2 separate regions of the Homo sapiens genome follow, and region 1 is linked to region 2. The links are chromatin loops, found by intact Hi-C in ENCODE. Cell type or tissue: dorsolateral prefrontal cortex. All regions are shown on one strand. Links, peaks and the distances in the headings refer to the core of each region. The heading gives the core; the rest is flanking DNA. Region 1 has its middle 240 kb from the start of CSNK1G3. Region 2 has its middle 360 kb from the start of CSNK1G3.

Evidence for each region. Hi-C counts contacts between places; a loop is a spot of excess contacts. Peaks named below come from ENCODE experiments on the same cell type or tissue, not always from the same donor. Only the 100,000 strongest peaks of a DNase experiment are listed, where the experiment ranks them.
Region 1: a loop joins it to region 2, with 2.6 times the contacts of the local background. A loop is called at or near these places in 5 of 110 quality-filtered maps.

The regions. Positions count from the first base shown.
Region 1 is chr5:123,751,302-123,761,040 of GRCh38, reverse strand. No RefSeq gene overlaps it. Among named protein-coding and RNA genes, the nearest start is that of CSNK1G3, 240 kb to the right of the region's middle. In dorsolateral prefrontal cortex, for the core only: no CTCF peak of the experiment used is centred there; no DNase peak of the experiment used is centred there; H3K27ac peaks cover 5,187 bases.
Region 2 is chr5:123,870,885-123,880,623 of GRCh38, reverse strand. No RefSeq gene overlaps it. Among named protein-coding and RNA genes, the nearest start is that of CSNK1G3, 360 kb to the right of the region's middle. RefSeq lists enhancers at 4,039-4,789, 4,790-5,539, 5,540-6,290. In dorsolateral prefrontal cortex, for the core only: a CTCF peak has its summit at 5,573; DNase peaks (open chromatin) are centred at 4,683 and 5,583; H3K4me3 peaks cover 1,972 bases; H3K27ac peaks cover 4,440 bases.

The sequences.
Region 1 (9,739 bases), core at 1,115-9,114, 120 kb after region 2:
CTTCCTGTGGGGGTGTGGCCGAGCAAAGTGTTTTGAGCTGCATTTGTCTGTGCTTGATTCTTACTCCTTTTGATCATAATGATTTAGAGGGTATTTTCACTAGGATGGTGATACTTGCATGTGTAATCTTACTAAGAGTTAACAGAAAGGCCAGAACCAAACCTATCTGTTTATGGGGTAATAAGTCCGTCTAGACATTTTCAGTGTCTTGCTTTTAATAATTAAGCTACATAAACTGTATATACATTAAGTGAAAAATTGGAGCCTAGAAGAGACAAATATTATTCACAGTTTTACAGCTTAGGGGTTTAAAGTGGAGTTAGCAGGAGTTGGTGGGGTAGTTGTCAGTACTGTGAGTGGTTGGGGGAGTGGGGAGGGGGATAGGTGATGCTTTTGGGGGTGCATCAATTTAGGTTATGGGCTTAGTAGCGGATGAATATATGCATCAGATGAAGTCACTATAAAAATAGAATTAGATTTGGGAGGGTGATGGGGTGGAGTTTCTTAAAAAAAATGCATTAGTTGAGGGGTAGCTGTTGAGAATACCCATAGCTAAAATATAAATATTCAGGCTCTGGCTGAATTGGATTAAGACTTTTTTGTTTTTGGGGTTTGGCAAGGGTGCCTTTTTCCTGGGTTGGTGAGGTCAGAAATGGGTGAGGGGGGCCTTGCGGAATTTTATTCTAAGGTCTGGTATAGGGAGCGGTTGCAAGTTTATCCATTAATTGTTATTATGTCCTACAAGCATGAATTAATTAACACCTTATAGTATTATGCTCAGCCAGAATATTGAACGTAGGTGCAGTTAATAAGAGCGGGTGCCAGGAACCAAAGACAGGTCCGTCTGCAGCTAATGGAGAGGGGTATGGAAGAAACATATCTCAATGTGATAAAAACCATACACAACATATCTACAGCTAGTATTATACTGAGTGGGGTAAAACTGAAAGCCTTTCCTCTAAGATCTGGAACAATACAACCATGCCCCCTATTACCATTTTTATTCAACATAGTGCTAGAAGTCCTAGCCAGAGCAATGAGACAAGAAAAAGAAATAAAGGGCATCCAAATTGGAAAGGAAGAAGTCAAATTAGTGCTGTTTGCAGATCATATGATCTTATATTTAGAAAACCCTAAAGACTTCACCAAAAAACTATTAGGCTGATAAACAAATTCAGTAAAGTTGCAGGACACAAAATCAACATACAAAAATCAATAGCATTTCTATATACCAACAGCAGACAATTTGAAAAAGAAATCGAGAAAGTAATATCATTTACAATAGCTACAAATACTATAAAATAACTATGAATAAACTTAATCTAAGGAGTAAAATATATCTATGATGAAAATCGTAAACACTGACACTCAAAATTTTGAACCCTGAAATTTAACCTTGATAGAAATTGAAGAGGACACAAAAATATGAAAAGATATTCTATGTTCATAGATTAGAGAATCAATATTGTTAAAATGTCTATTCTACACAAAGCAATCTACAGATTATATGATTCAATGCAATCCCTATCAAAATATCAATGACATTCTTCACGAAATAGAAAAAAAATTATAAAATTTATGTAGAACACAGGACCCAGAATAAACAAAGCAATTCAGAGCAAAAAACACACAAACAAACAAAAAACCCTAGAGGCATCACATTATACTACTTGCCTTCAAATTGTACTACAAAGCTATAGTAACCAAAACAGCATGGTACTGGCATAAAAAACAGACACATAGACCAATGGAACTTTACAGTCAACTCATTTTTGACAAAGGTGCCAAGAATATACATTGCTGAAAGGACAGTGTCTTCAATAAATGGTGCTGGAAAACTGGATATTCATATGTAAAAGAATGAAACTAGACCTTTATCTCTCACCATATACAAAGAAAAAGTAAAAACAGTTTGAAGACTTAAATCTGACTTAAATCTAAGATCTAAAACTATGAAATTATTAATATTAGACAAAAATCTTGAAGAAACACTCCAAGACTTTGGTCTGGGCAAAAATTTTTTGAGAAAGACCTCAAAAGTGTAGGCAACCAAAGCAAAAATTAACAAATAGGATCACATCAAGCTAAAAAGCTTCTGCACAGAAAAGAAGAAATCAACAAGAGACAAACAACAGAATGGGAGAAAATATTTGCAAACTATGCATCTGACAAGGGATTAATAACCAGAGCATATAAGGAGCTGAAACAGCTTAACAGAAAATAAACAAACAATCCAATTTTTAAATGGGCAAAAGATCTGAACAAACATTTCTCAAAAGAAGACATACAAATATCCAACAGGTATATTTTAAAATGCTTAACATCACTAAGCGTCACAGACATGCAAATTAAAACAATGAGATATCACCTCACCCCAGTCAAAATGGCTTTTATACAAAAGACAGGCAATCATGAATGCGGGCAAGGATGTGAAGAAAGGGGAACTCTCATACTCTGTTGGTAGAAATGTAAATTAGTATAGCGACTATGAAAACGAGTATGGAGGTTTCTCAAAAAAAACTTAAAATCAAACTACCATATGATCCTGCAATCCCACTGCTGGGTATATATCCAAAAGAAAGGAAATCGGTATATTAAAGTGACATGTGCTGTCCCATGTTGATTGCAGCAGTATTTACAATATCCAACATATGGAATCAACCTAAGTGTCTATTATCAGATGAATAAAGAAAATGTGGTATATACACACAACGGAATATTATCCAGCCATAAAAAAAAAATGAAATCCTGACATTTGCAACAACATGGATGGAACTGAAGGACATTATGTTAAGTGAAATAAGCCAGGCACAAAAAGATAAATGTCACACGTTCTCACTCTAAGTGGGAACTAAAAAATAAAAAATAGATTAAAAAAACTTGAACTCGTAGAGATAAAGAGTAGAAGGAAGGTTACCAAACATTGGGAAGGGTAGTAGGTAGGAGAAGAAAAAGTGAAAATGATTAGTGGGTACCAAAATACAGTTAGACAAAAGGAACAAGATCCAATGTTCAGTAAGACAGCAGGGCAACTATAGTTAACTCTAATTTATTGTATATTACACAATAACTAGAAGAGTTGAAGTGGAATCTTCCTAATACAAAGAAATGATAAATGCTTGAGGTGATGGACAGCCCAATTGCCCTGATTTGATCATTACACATTGCATGCCTGTGTCAAAACATCACATGTACCACATAAATATGTAATATAACAACCATTGTGTGTCCATAATAATTAAAAATATTTTTAATTTACTTATATAAGAGTACAGAGATATATGTGTACTCATTTCCTGATCACTAACTCCTCCAAATAATTCATTTGACCAAATAACATACAATTCTAAAAAAGAAAAAATATATCCATCTAATTTTTAAAAGACCAAGATAAATAAAACAGCTGCTCCTGAAGAATTATAGTATACCACCCGAAAGGCTGCCATCTCGTTTTGAAATAAAATTATTTTTAAGTACTTGCTAGATAATGTTTCATAGGAATAGAAGGAAAATACTTAGAACTAGAAATAACTCAGCAGACTTTTAAGTAAAAATATACTTTGAAGTTGCCTTAGAAATTACTATTCCACTATAACCTGGAAGGGTGGGTTTGGGGAGTTGGGATTATTACTAATATTCCAGAATGAAACATATTTAGTCACCAGACTCTCTGGCAAGCAAGGTCCTGATTCTAGGACAGATATATGACCTTATTCAATCATTATTCACAGAATAAGTTGTTTTAAACTGCACTGGCAAAAAGTTTTTCATACTCTATTTAGTCTCAAAATAATACTTGACAAGTTGATTTTTTTTAATTCTGCTAGTATGATATTTCTTATATCTATAGGCCTCTTTAATCATCTTTTTTGCCAGCTTGGATATTAATGATTGTGTGTGATGTTTCATAGTTATCCCAAACAGTCAGGATAGCTGGCAATAACTCAAGAGTAATTTAGATGCTTTGAAATCTCTGACATATAAAACCATCAGTTCATCCAACTCTGACATCATTAAATAAGACTATTCTTTTTATCAGTGAAATCATTTGGTTCATTCCAACCTCTGCCCTCCTAACTTCTGTGTAAAGTGTTCTTTAAAATGTATAAATTATTACCAAGGGATATTATTAAAAAATAATTAAAGAGTAACTAGCAGGCTCTTATGCTCTGCCATGCATGTGAACCTATCCATTATTGAATTAAGATGTCTTTTTCATTTTTCTTGAATAGATATAAATGAAGCTGCCTCTTCTTCAGAGAGGAAAATCCACTTTAAAGCAATGACATTTGCTGATCAATATGTGGGTCAAAAAAAAAAAGAATCTAGGACTTAAAATATAAAAACTAAATAAACTAAAACCTAAAGTGGAAAATCATCTAAAAGTAGGAATGCTAATTCTTATTAAAGTCCACTAGGTTTAAAATGTGAGCTGAATCAGGTCGATTGTTGTAATTTCCTGAGCATTTGTCTTGAAAACTAATTAGAAAATCTAGAGATAGTACTTGGTATTCCTAACAGGACCGGGAAACCTTTGTGTTTGTTCTTTTGATTCCAACCTCCCATTTGGAAGCAGCCCAGAATCCAGCAATCAAACAAGTTTAACTAACCAAGATTCACATTCTCAAAGTATATCACTCAGTGAGAATATGAGAACAGTAACTTGGTATACTGTGTTACAGACAAAAACTAAGAAAAGCTAGTCTATTACAATAACACCAAAACAGCTCTCCATCAGTCTTACACATTCAGTCTTTATAAAACAAATGTGTTGTTTCTTTGCTTTTGTACACAGATATCTTTAAATATGCAAGAGAAACCACACAGAGTAACTGAAAGTCAATCATATCAGCATTATGCCCTGCTTATTTCTAAACCATTGGCTGGAATTCAGCTAACCTAAACTTAACTGAATGTTAATGTAACAGCTGGCAATATGAATTTTTTAAAAACGATTCCAAGAGTAATGAAAATGAAAATATAACACATGACATTGATCTAAGTTTTGACAGACGTTTTTGGTCAGCATAACATATGAGCTCAGAAATGAAGTGCCAGCCATGTACCTTTCAGGAAAGACTTCCTCTATACATAAAGTTGTTACAGAAAATGACTAGCAGCGTCATATCCTAAGCGTCTTGGCCAATAATAAATTGAACATTAATAGAAACTGACTATTTCTTACATGTCCCCATGAACTAATAGGCTAAACATCCAAGGCATCTGGAATTACTTGCTCTGCTATGGGCTGTCATACAGTTTATCATCCCAGGACCCATTTGACGTGGATGGTGCTCCTAAAAGCCCCAGGAATTCTGCTGCTGAACTGAAATTCCATTTTGAGTATCAGCAGCATTTGTTTATCAGGATAGCTAGGAAGGGAAGGTGCATGAAGAGAACTACTTATCATGCTCAAATGATATTCACAGAGAGAAGAATGGGACCAATGCATTATTTTTAAACTGTGTCTGGCCAGCATGTCAGTATTGATTGAAGAATCCAGCAGCAGTGAAAAGAGTCATGTCTGCATTCAGAGATGAAGAGGCAGTTACGTTATCCACTATCTTTCTTATCAACTGGTTAGATCAGTCCCTCATTTTTAGGACAAATAATAATAAAAATCGTGAACATCTTGCAGGACCTCAAAAGAAAATGTTGCTTCCCCCTCCCAAAAATCTAAAAAAAAAAAAACAAAAAACAACAACAACAACAACAAACAAGCTAATAGCCTTCCTACCCTTCATATAGAAAGGCAATTTGATGCGAAAATGTTTTCTCCTAAGTGATGGAATGTGCAGTCATGCACCAGCAACCCAGTGCTGAATATCAACTTGTCTGGATGAAACTGCTCTGGGGTTGGACAGAACACACTGTTAGAAACGGAGGCACTTCAATACACGAGGAGAGGCTGTGCACTCTATTTCAGAAGATGGAGGTTTATCTTCCAGTGGAGGGCTTTGATGTTATTCATATGCTAACAATATCACCATTTCCTCACAGCACTCAATACACAGAGAATAAAAGACATCATTTGCTGACATGGGGCTCAGCACTTTCTGTCCAGCATACTGATCAACAATCTGCATTCAGCTTCACAGCTAAGCCATCACATAACCTTTAAATTGTTCTTTTAACACTTTAAAATTCTGGTCAAAATAATTTACCATTTTATAGAATAAAATGATGAAACAAAGAACTCTAACTGTATTTTCCCTCTGCTCCTAAAATGTAGCTTCAGTGCCCCTGGGGCTCCTTTCATCTCATCTAAGTGCTGGCATATGATGTGATTGTTAACATAGCTGGCCACCAGATGAAGTGAATTATCTAAACTGCCAAGGTTCCCACTTTCTTTCCAATTTAAACATCAATTTAACACAGAAACTGAAGGGTATTATGAAAGCTTTAATATGAACCATTTCAGACATGAGAAAAAAATACTGGAAGGTTTTTTCAAACAGCCAAACAAACATGCAATTTTTTGAAGCTGCAGATGAGTCAGGAAAATGAATGTACCATCAGAGCACACGCAGTATGCACTTCAACCAACAGCAACAAAGAAAGGCCTCTTTGTCTTAAACATGCTTTTCTGAGCAGGGGAGGATTTCACTAAAGAAAATATCCTGGATGATCTTGTTAGGACATTAACTAAATACAAATTATCATCAACAAAGAAAACACTTCTTATTTTAAACATTTCAAAATGCATATCATTCATGTGGATGATACGGAATTTTTTGATAGTCTTCTCTGGATTATTAGTGTTCTTTTCATTATGTAACTTGCTTTTCTCATGGAAATGTTTTCTCCACTTGGATCACTAACTGCTAACAGAATGTGCAAGCATATGTCCTGCATATCTCTTTGAAAATGAGACCATTTCATAGCTAATTCATGACAATAAAAAGTGATGCTTTCTTACACAAAGTGGAGCGTTTCTTGCTGTATGCCATTTCAATTAAGGCATACGAGTTTGAATCAAAACAAAGTGAATTATTAGCAGGTATAATCTTTACCCTTTTTAAGCCTTCACAATATAAATGATATTAATATGTAAAATATATAAAGAACTACAGTCACAATTACATGTCCTTATGAAAATGTAAGATTTAAAGATATGAAACAAAATTTGAAGTTATATTTAACCAAGATTAAATAATATACAAGTTAAATACATATGATTTTGCTATCTGAAAGCATTCCTGAAAGTTAACAACATAAATTACAGATTTTCGTCTAGAAAATAATCTTCCTTAGAGTCAGTTAATAGTTTATAGAAAGAGAAAAGGAAGGAAGGAAGGAAGGAAGGAAGGGAGGGAGGGAGGGAAGGAGGGGAGGGGAGGGGAGAGGAGAGGGGAGGGGAGGGGAGAATGGAGGGGAGGGGAGAATGGAGGGGAGGGGAGAATGGAGGGGAGGGGAGAATGGAGGGGAGGGGAGGGGAGGGGAGAGAAGGGAGACGGGAATTTTATTATACAGAGCTATTCTAATTATTATTTTCTTCTTAAAGGTATATTTTGAGAAAGTGCAAGACTATAAAACACATATGAATAAATTATACAAATCATAAATGGCACCATATAAAGTAAAAGGGATATTACCATATAAGGACTGCATAGCTGTTCCCATATGGAATGCACAGGGAATATTATTGACAAATCCAGAACAGCCATATGTAACGCTCAGTGGCACTTCCAAATATAAAATACAAATACAATATGTAATACACTTACAGTATGTTGCATACCAAATGATCAAGCAATTTACCAAAGATTAGCATTTAAGAAACAAATACTACTACAAATAACATATGCACCTATTAATGATTTATTTTTACATTGGTGGTATTCATCAGATTTATCTTATGTTAAAAAGAAGTTTTCAGGGAATTTTCTGGCCCAAGGCTCTTTGTGGTAAACTAAAGGAAAATTATAGAACCATCTTGCCAAAAGAAACTTTAGAGATCATGCAGTCTTACTTTTAAGTGGGAAAATTGAAGCCCAGAAATGTTAAGTTGCTTGCTCAAGATTACAAAGCCCATTCATGGCAGAATTCCAGATCTCCTGGCTCTCAGACCAGACCCCAAATTAAAGCTATCCTAATTAGCTCCTTTTTACTGACAACACATATATATTTTAAAATCTTCATTGTCTGCTCTGTTGTCCAGTACAACAATCATCTGCAGAAACACGCAACTCTGGGTCTGACAGTGTAACACCACCATTCATTCCCAGTGTGATTTCATTGACTCTGACTCACACTTCCCTGGGATTTGCTGGGGAACAGAAGGAGATGTTGACCTCAATAAAAAAACAGCCATGACTCCATGAAAGTCATAACAGAGCCTAAAACTGTTTAATCCTGAAATAGGCGCCACAGAGAACGCCTTTGAAGAGGAGGTTTTGTTCTTCCTCCACAGCGCTTTAAGAAACACATTGAACGTGAGCCAAAGCCTCCTCTCCTCTACCATCAGCCATAACTGGAAGGCAAAAGGAAAAGGCCTGAAAATTAAAGCAGAATATGTGGCTCTCAACTGTACATTTCAATATTTTGTAACTTTCCACCCCTTCTCCCACCACTTCAGAGAAGAGCCTCCCCAACTCTACCCACTGTGGAAAACTGTTAAATCACTCAAGTGAAGTTCCAGATATATACCTAGAAATAAAATAACAACTTTAAGAAAATCTGGCCAATCACTAAACATGTATTTTCCCCCAACAGGACCTTGAGAACTCTCTGAATACTTAAATGTTAAACATCTAGACAGGTTCTAGTAAATTAAAAGAGTGCAATCACCGTTTCTCCCTGAATATCATCTTTTTCATTTCAAGGCAGACACAGTTCTAGCCTAAAAATTCCCTCGAAACCAGGATTATAATAGGAATTCAGTGTGTTTCAACTTGAAAAAATCATGCCAGAAAAATCATGTTTTCTTTGAGGGAGGGGTTCAGGGAGAGATTTAATTTTTTAATTACCAAAACAAGAAATTTTTGTTAGTCCTGGAAGTGCTTAGTCTTCTGTGGATTACTGAAATTGGGGATCCCTTATAAAACTAAGAGGATTTGTTAGTAAGTTTTAAAATCATTCCCCAACCATCAAATTTAATAATTCCACATTCAGCATTGTTCACAAGGTTCTGAGCACTGTAATTAACTAGACATAGAAAAGGACTCTGCTCCCAGATCAATCACTCTAATTCCTTCCCTGGCTCAGTAAATCCCCACTCTCCCATCTATCCAATTATAGTGAAAATTATCCTGTGTTATTTTAACTTTCAACACATTTCTAAATACATTAAATGTATTACATAGAAATATCTTTTTTTTTTTTTTTTTGCGACGGAGTTTCGCTCTGTCACCAGGCTGGAGTGCAGTAGCGCAATCTTGGCTCACTGCAATCTCCTCCTCTCAGGTTTAACGGATTATCCTACCCCAGCCTCCCAAGTAGCTGGGACTACAGGTGCGCATCACCATGCCCGGCTAAGTTTTGTATTTTTAGTAGAGACGGGGCTTCACCATGCTGGCCAGGCTGGTCTTGATCTCCTGACCTCGCGATCCGCCCACCTCGGACTCCCAAAGTGCTAGGATTACAGGCGTGAGCCACTGTGCCTGGCCAGAAATATCTGTATGAACCAAGCTGTTTATTAGCCATGTTTTCTTTTATTATTAGTTTCCTTAAAAAAAATCAATAAACCTGGATGTGTAGAAATTATATGACTAAAATATGTGCCAAACTTATCACTAAT
Region 2 (9,739 bases), core at 1,090-9,089:
TCCTGAATTTGCTGATTTACCACTATTATCTCAAAGCCAAACATTAACATCAGGAAACATATAGTATTTATCTACACAGTGTTGGTTGTAGTTAACAGGAACCTGGTAACATTTTCCCCAAACACTCTAATGACAATCCTGAGTTGAACCTTCCATTCATTTATTTTAGTTTTGAGTGTGGGAGGGAAGGAAATCCCTGATCTTTCTAGCACAAGTAGTGGACTCACAACCACTAAGTTTCTGGTGGCACATAGGATCAAAGACATCAAGCTCAGTAGGTCATATAAGCCCCTATTTCACCTTCCTCCCATCCATTCCATATTGAGTAAGCAAAACAGAATAGTGCAGTAGTTCTAAGGGCACTCTAAAGCCAGGCTGCCCGGATTCTCAAAGCTCTGCCTCACACTAGCTGCATGACCACAGACAAAATAGCCACTCTGGGGCTTAATTTCGCCATCTGTGAAGTGGGAATCATATATATTGAATATAATTTATGATGAGGATTAAATGAATTACTACTTGTAACGAACTCAGAAGAGTGGCCTATAAATAGCAAGCACAATGTGTTGTATTGCCCTATTATTAGTGGTAGAACAGTATCCTGGGCACTATGCTAGGCACAGTCTTATAACAGTCTTATAACTTTGATCTACTTAGGGATTTAATTTATTGGAAAACTAACAAATTACAGCAATAGCAAGACCTAGACCTTGACCCCACACTGTCACATCTTTTCTCTTATTTGTCTAGCCAGTGTTTATACTCCAAGGGGAACATGGCTGAAAATAGGGAAGGTCTGGATGAAATGTCAGCCTAGAGTGGCCCATTTCCCAAGACCCTCCAGGGTAATTCTGGATATGGTGATGTTCGCATGCTCCCCTGCCTAGTCAGCACCAGGGCAGCATGCAACCTCACTGGCCACACATGGGCTGCTGCCCAAGACCTTTCAATGTAACATTCTGCTTCAGCTGGAAACTTTTGCAGTATCTGCACACTCCCCTAGGAAAACATTGATCTCTTTCACCATGCTCATGGGCTGCAGGTACAAAAACAGGGATCATTTACTGAACCCTTCAAACTGGTTTGCCTACAAAGGAAAAAGAGGCATTCTTATTTTTTTATATCAGTTGATCTTACTCTATTCCAATAATAACCCACCCACAGTTACAAATGCAGAGGAAACTGACAGACAGGCACTGTCTGCCTTGTCATCTAACAGTTCATTGTCTCTCTCCCTCCCTGCACCAGCAGTGATCCAGGATGAGCAGGATATAGGTTGGGCCACGGTTCTCTAGTGCCAGCTCTGCATACCTGTGGATTCAGCAATGCACTCTTTAGCCCCCAGCCCCCCTCAGGAATTCCTAGAGGAGCCCAGCGCTCCCTCTCTTCCTGGCCTGCCTGTGGCCCAAAATACCCTTCCTTGAAATCCAAAGCCCAAAGCTTCCACCTACAGAATATAGGCAATCTGGTCTACTTCCTTTCTCCGTGTTTAACCCCTTACTGATCACTGTAGGGCTTGATGTAGTCCAGCGTTACCTGTTTTATGTGTAATACTGGGGTTTCACAAGATGTATAGGTGGCAGATGGACACACTATTCTACCCTGTATTTTAATAATTACTTATTTTAATATATTTAGATACATTAGCATATCAAAATTATCATTTCATCAATATTCTTGCTTATAATAAATCCAAGAAAACAAAAATAATTTAAAGTTATACAATGGAAAAAGAAAATAATTTTGTGTAGATGATCTACGAAGATAGTACACAAACAAGTGGAGTTTGAGGAAGGCCATTGACCTACCTTAACTATATATATGGTGAACTCAATTTTATGGCTAAGAATAAGAACATTATTCTGCCTGTTCTATATTAGCTGTTTTACTAAAAACTTTAATGAACACTAATGAAATGATACAAATAGATGGCTAATGTTTCTCCTAACTTCTGTTGTTATATTTTCCCTTTTAAAGGGGTATAGTTTGTTGCAATGCTGGAAAAGCTCCATCAGCCCGCCAAATGGGGGTCTGTCCCACAGGCTTGAGATGCCTCTGCAGTCCCCACACTAAGGGACCACCTGGTGACAAGCAGAAAAATGCACTGTTGAACGGCATGCAAACACTGGAGGATTTTCCTCAGCAATGTACCTGTAAGGCTTGCCCTTTGCCTATGCTAATACTTAATTAAAATCTGTTGTCTCCAAAAGGGTGAGGAGAGAAAGATGACTTAGTTTAGGTTGATGGGGTAAATTTGCATTTACAGTCAATTTGTATTTCTTATTAGCAATTTGTTTCTAACTATATTTTACATACTAAGAGAGAAAAAAACCATCCCAAAGGAGATGCTAAATCTTTAGAGGTTGAGGTAGGAAAAGATTGAAGTAACCTTATCAAGTTTTCCATTCAGTTAATTTTTTTTTTTTTTTTGAGATGGAGTCTCACTGTGTTGCCCAGGCTGGAGTGCAGTGGCGCAATCTCGGCTCACTGCAACCTCCCCTTCTCCGGGTCAAGCAATTCTCCTGCCACAGCCTCCGGAGTAGCTGGGCTTACAGGCACACACCACCACACCTGGCTAATTTTTGTATTATTAGTAGAGATGGGGTTTCACCATGTTGGCCAGGCTGGTCTCAAACTCTTGACCTCAGCTGATCCGCCCACCTCGACCTCCCAAAGTGCTGGGATTACAGGCGTGAGCCACTGCACCCAGCCCATTCAGTTAATTCTTTAGGGGCAACATGGAAGAGCTAAAAGAAAGGAAAGTTCTTAAATTACTTTACCTGTTTTGAGATAGGGTTGAACTGAATATGAAAACAACAGCCAGAGCTGGGCTTTTGGCTACTCTTTTTGCAATAATTATGTAAAGAGCTGGTCACAGGTCCATTTTCCTCAACTTGGAGGCAGCCCAGGAGCAGGGAGCCAAGTTCCTGCAAAGCCACACAGTAAGCATGGCACCTCTTCCTGAAGTTCAAGTTAGCTTGATAGTAGATTTTTTTTTTTTTTTTTAGATGGAGTCTTGCTCTATTGCCCAGGCTGAAGTGCAGTGGTGCAATCTCGGCTCACTGCAACCTCTGCCTCCTGCGATTGTCCTGTCTCAGCCTCCCAAGTAGCTGGGATTACAGGTGCCCGCCACCACACCAGGCTAATTTTTTTGTATTTTTAATAGAGACAGGCTTTCACCATGTTGGCCAGCTGGTCTCAAACTTGTGACCTCAAGTGATCTGCTCACCTCGGCCTCCCAAAGTGCTGGGATTACAGGCGTGAGCCACTGTGCCTGGCAACAGTAGATTTTAAATCATTTTTATATTAAGATGATATCAACACATACTGGAACTGAAAATAAATTACTCAAGAATTTTTAAGATAAGTCTCTAAATCTGAAGGAAATATTGAGCTTGTAACAGACCTTTTTAGCCTAAACTCTTTCTAATTCCTGGAGTGGAGGCCGGGAGGGGAGATACAATGTTTCCCTTTCCTCTGCTCTTAAAAGGACTTGGATGGACAAATGTTCAGTGTCTCTGATGCTCCCAACTATTCTCATCTGTCACTGCCTTTTCAGTGCTTCCAGCTCCTTGAAGAGAGCCTGTAAAACTCTCTTGGGGGAGAGTTGTGGGGCAGGTCTGCAAAGATATTCTCAGCATCTGCAAGAGCCTATATTTGAGAAACCCGTCCTTAGAGATTTCTCTCCTCCCCATAAGAAAGCTCTAATATGAGCCCTTTCTAAGCCAACATGAATTTCATTCTACTTTAGCTCTCCGAGGCTCACTTACGTTTCACGCTTTCTCTTTTCTCATACAATTAAAGACTTTGCCCCCATTAAAGGGATTCTTGGCTTCTGTGGGCAAAAAAGCTCATCTCTCAGGACCTGCTTCTGTGTATGCCCCTCCCGCAAACAGCCCCTTCTCTCTCCAGACTCTGGAATATTATATCTGGCAACAGGCTTAAATTTGGAATTCCATCCTGTTTTCCCTAGATAAATTTGAGCTAGTTGGCTATCAGACTCTCCTCTCTGCCCATCTCACACTCCTTGGGTTGAGGTACTATCCTGAAGGAATTTTGACTAGTTCTGCCTGGTGCCTCAGCCCAACTCACAAGGCAGAGAGTCCTTTAAATATTCATATTCCGCTCCTGGAGTGATCATTACTATTCCAGATCAGAACTGTTCTCATGCATTTAAATGTCAATAGTTCCCAGCTTAATTCATTAGTCATCCATTCAAGTAGGTGATCCTATAACCAACCTATTTGCTTGTCAGGGTCTCCCAGTCTGCGCCAAGAAGGGTGATTTCCTTAGCACTGATGAAATTGAGACGCAGTTCTTTTATTTTAACTGTAAATATGAATTAGGTGCTTGGTACACATTAGTGGTTTTAAAACCATCCCTTTGTAATGTAATTTGTCATAGTGTCTTCATCACCATGACAACTGGACGGCCTTCACTGTTCCCTCTGAAAGGAAAGTTGAAAACAATGATTAAAAAGAAGCCATATTTATTTACATTTTGTTTCCATAGAGGTGGGGAGCCAGAAACAGTTTGGGTCTATTACCTAGCAAGTTGTAAATGCAAAGATGTCAAAGCTTATTATGCATGTGTCCTCTCTGGTGGCAGAGTGATTACACAGAACACTGTTCCCTTAGCTGTCTTCTTTGGGCCCAAGCTCAGAGGCGGTGCCCCACACAACAAAGTGTCGATAGTCAGCAAGCCTCTAGGAAGTGCTGCTGTGGCTGGTTACAGATCAACCCTCCTCTCTGCGAGCGTCCCTGGGACAGGATTTAACCCTCTCCTCTCTCAGGATCTTTGTCTTGTTTATGCTATTAGTACTGTTGCTTTTCTTTGTTTCTTCCTTTTTAAAAGTTTTTCATTTTCTCTAGCTCTCTCCTTCCCAAGGGATGTCTGTCAACAGGCTCTCTCAAGGTCAATCTTGTTACATGGACCTGACACAAGCAAACTTTACCCCTCCCTCGCCCCCACCTCTGTTGTCACAAGCCCGGATGACTGGGCAGCTCCTCCTGTGTTCAGGACTGAGATTCAGAGGTGCAATTCTCAGCCCAGTGTCCAGGAAGGCGAGAGGATTCCTCTCTTCTTCCCCATCTCTTCCCTGTTCCCCAAAAGAGTGCAATATTGTATCTGTTGAACTTAACACTGGCAGCCACTAAAAAAGAGTTCCAGAATTAAAATGCATTCACCACTGGCATGGAAAGAACAGGACGCGGAGAAAGATGAGAACTGTTAACCTTTATTCATCACATTCAGTTTCCCCAACATTAAAAGGCGCAGCATTTTCTAACAAAGGTGATTTCTGAATACCAGGACCTGACGGTTTTTTACATACCAATTATAGAACACAACAGATAAAATTTATATGGAGCATTTGTGTCTGTAAGTCCTGTGAAATTTGGGAAATTAAGAAGGTTTTGCCCCCCTCCTTTCTTTCACTAGCATGTGAAAGCATTCTTTTCCTGCTAAATGGATTTAGTCTAACTGCCTAATTCATTATGCTAAAACCATGAAGCAATTTCCTGTTCAAAGCCCAGCTCACAGGCTCTCTGTTGTCAAGTATTTGAATTTCAGATTAGAAATGTGTTCATTTGGATAGCTTGAAAGGAAAGCTTTGTTGTCAGCTTGGCTTTATGTTCTGCCAGGAGCCAAATCCCTCCTCTTCAGCAGTCACCAGCAAAATACCAGATCTCAACTCCGGACTCAATATCTTGAAACAAACACAAACACCTCTGGCCTCTGTGGTCAAAGCAACGGCTTGAGGTTTGCTTTCCCTCCCTAATAATAAAATTATCTCAGATGATGATTTCTGACAGATAGGAGCAAATGTTTAGAGTTTCCACTCCACCTTCCCCGCCATTCCACCATCACCCACCACACATTCTTTTTAAAAAGCAGGCAGGAGTATTTCTGCCAGAATGTCCTTCAGAGTGGCTTAGTTCTATGAGTAACTGAGACATTTGCTACAGAGCAGTGAACTGAAGTGGGGGCTGCGTTTTTGTCAACCTTCAGCTGTCATTTACACTGTGCAGCACTGTCCCATCCACTTGCCATTTCCAGTGATTTTTTTCCCCTGATTGATCTTCGAAAAATATATACAGCTGCTCAGAAAGTCAAAGGTCATGTTTTTTAGCTGAAGAAACAAAGTCCAGGGGGAAAATGCCCTGATACATCTAGAAGAAAAAAAAAAGAAAATATGTACGTGATTGGCTACTAATCATGGAAGCTCTGATACTGGGTAGGAATTCAGGCAACTATTTCTTGTACAAATTTTTTGAATTTTCGAAGCTGCAAGATTCTAATACGCTGTCACACTTTGGTACTTTGGTTCCACCATAACCATCTAATTATTATTAATCAATAAATATTTATTGAGGTTTCTTTTATCCAGTTACAAATATATTTCTTATCACAGATGACATTATGCAGTATTTTGGGTTGTTGCTGATATTGACAGCTAATATTTGTTTGGTGCTTTATGGTTTTCAAAGTGCTTTCAGCAGCATTACCTCATTTTATTCTTTCAGATGTTTCTCATCACAGTCCACAGTTTATGAATGTGGAAACCAGTCAATCTTTACATTGCACAAGGAGAATTAAGTTGCAGAAGGAGGAGTTTCAAACATAGATCTTTGACTATGAGAATGTTTTCATTAGTCCATCCTGACTCTGCTGCTTACTTCAGCCTTTAAATAGGGAGAAGCTATCATCATATCCTCTCTGTGGTCTTATTCTTAGGCTAAATACGATGAAACGATTAGCCTTGTATCTATTTGGCTTATTCTAAATTACAGAAATTTTGTGTCTGTGCATAATGACAGTGCTTCTAAGTAATTTGAGGATATCCATTGCTTTCAGTTTGAAAATAATGGTCTCTATGTGGATTTAAACTGCAGGCCAAATTTAATTATGCTAGAGAAAAGCGGAACATTTGTCATTTACACTTTTTGACATACAGAGAAAATAGTGGCCAATTTGCTAACCTGTAGTGGAAATAATCCAGGCCTTATTACAAAGAGAGGAAAAGTAAAATTAGAGCAAAATTAAACACAACTAAAGAATCAGGATCGTTTTTAAGGAAATGCCATTGAGGGAAAGGAACTGTTAAACTAAAGCTGACCCAGTTCATGGTCTTCAATTGCATTATAACCCTTGGCCTACTTTATTCTGCAGGGCCTTTTCTGGAGCATATTAATTTTCCTGAATTGGCAATTAAGCCACAGGATTTTTAAAAAATCATAATTCTGATCCAAATTGTATTCTGACTCAAAAATTGTGTGCTGATCCAATAATATAATTCCATTTGGAGAATGAACTCCCAGTCTCACACACACATTAATATATTAAAGACAAAATGTCTCAACCACAGGAAAAACACAGTTCCTACCATAATACACAGCCATTTTTAGGCATATCTGTTGTCATTTTTATTGAATTTTTGTAGAGATTCAAAATAGATACAGACAGATTTTTTTCTATGTTCTTTATTTTCTTATCATGTAAATTTGTCCTACTTTTCCTTCCTGAGTTACTCTAATCTTAGTCTTTATTATTTTTTTTTCTCCTTGTGTAGTAGAACTGAATAATTTGACTAGTTCCACCTCTGCCAGCAGTAACACGTTGAGGCCACATGTGCTTTCTTCATCCCCAAAGCTGACTGACACGATGGCAGGTGCTGAGTTTATCATGTCCCTCCCAATCTTCAAGGCCTTTGCCTGCACTACTTCCCTCAAGAAACTTTCCCTCACAGTGCTGAGACACAGTGGATTTTCCTCCTTTGAACTTGGCATTTGTAAAAATCTCATTTTTCTCTTCTATCACTTTTCTATTTAACCTTTCATGACTTTATGTCATCCTGCTCCCTTAAATGCCTTAAAAGTGAGCACCTTATGTGCTATCTCTGTATTCCTGATGACTAGCTCAATGCAACTTGTGAGTCTAACTAACTTTTAAGAGATGTAGGGGACGAGGTGAAAGTTTGCCCCTTGGCCCTTTGAAGGTTTGCTGAAAAATTAACTTGCAAAAGGCAGATTAATTGGAGAAAAGGCATACAAATTTATTTATTTATTTATTTATTTTTAGGTGCATGCACAAGGAAAATCACAATATGATTGCCCACCCCACAAGGTGGTTCAGAAGCTTATACGCTATCCTGGCAAAACAGGCTATGGGAGAGGGGAGAAGAGGAATTCTGTGGAGGGGATTACTAGGGAAAATGAATGGATCTAGGAACAGAGATGAACTTTTAAATAGTTCCCTTTGGCAGTGAAAAGGTCTGTTCAGGTATGGTTACATTCTCGGTCTGACAGCGAGGGGAAGAAGACACAGTTGTTCCTTTTGGTAAGTCTGGATCTTAGGCAGACAACAGTTTTGGGACAGATGGTGGCAAGGCAAGGTCAAAGAGACCTTGAGGCTTCTTCTTCAGTTTAGCGTGTCCACATGCCATATTTTAGGATATCGGTTTCTGAACCCCAACAGTAGATAAGAAAAAGTTAACTGGTTACCCATCTGAGGGGGACAGTGCTACAAGTGGGGGACAGGGACAAGAGGGGCAGTCTAGCATTTGCTGCAGAACCACTCTCCAGTCTTTGCAGTCAGTCATTCTACAGCATGGCCAAAGGAGGTATTGTAAAATTATACCTACTGTATCCAGCCCTGACTACTTTCTCTTCTCCTCTCCTCTTGTCCCCCACTGTAAGTTCTGAGTTGAGAATGGTGAGAAAAAGATGAGTGAGACATAAAGAGTCCCTGCCCTTGGGGGGCTTGCTGTGACACCTACTTGAAGTGTCTGCCAAGGAGCAGGGGATGAGAATGTTCAAGGAAAGCTCACCGACACTCTGCACAGAGCCCCACACTGTCACTCTGATGGTCTCAACTGCATGGACCTGGTTGATCTGGAACTACATTTCCAAGAATCTCTTTTCCTGGGTGGTTGCAGGCTAAGAACTAGTATGACTTTTGGGAGACAGAAATGAAGCAGTAGCCCTTACTCTTTGCAGGTGCCTGTGGCTAAATATGGACACCAACTCAGAGGTGCTAACTTACACCAGCTTGTCCTCACTGCCCCCAGCTTTGTGTCCAGCTCTTCCTTGTGACTGCCAGCACTGCCTACCAGCAACAGCCCCAGGTTCACCAAACACTTGGCCAAATTCCTCCAGAAGCAGTGGCTGCCACGGTGCTAGCTTCCACAAGCCCTTCCCTAGCTCCCCTTGATAGCCCTACTCTGGCAACTGGACACATGTGCCTCTGAGATTCCCCTGCAAGCATAGACCTTCCCACCAGCTCCAGTGCCTTGGGACAGCTGGCTGGATCCTTTCTCAGATCCTCCATTTCTCCCTCTGGATCCTTCCTTCTCCAGCTTCTCCAACAATTACATAAGATCTCACTCTTTTAATGAATCTTTTTCCGTAATATACTGCTTCACCTTTCCCAATTGAATGTCAATGATTCGGTAATACACCTAATAAATGTTCCTTTTCTTGATGAGCTGTGGCAGGGAATGTGCTGCCTTAGGGAATGACAGGAATAGGGGAGATAGGTCATTTTGATTCATCTCTGTCGTCTCACCCCTTTGTTCTTTGTGATCAGATGTACTGATTTGGGATAAAATCGGCTGATGAAAGTCACAAATGTTTTGGTGGCCACTAAAAAGGCTTACAATTCATATGAAACTAACTTATTTTAACAGTGATCAAAGCAATGACTACTTTTCTACTTTCTCTGCCAAGTAAGATAATGGCTG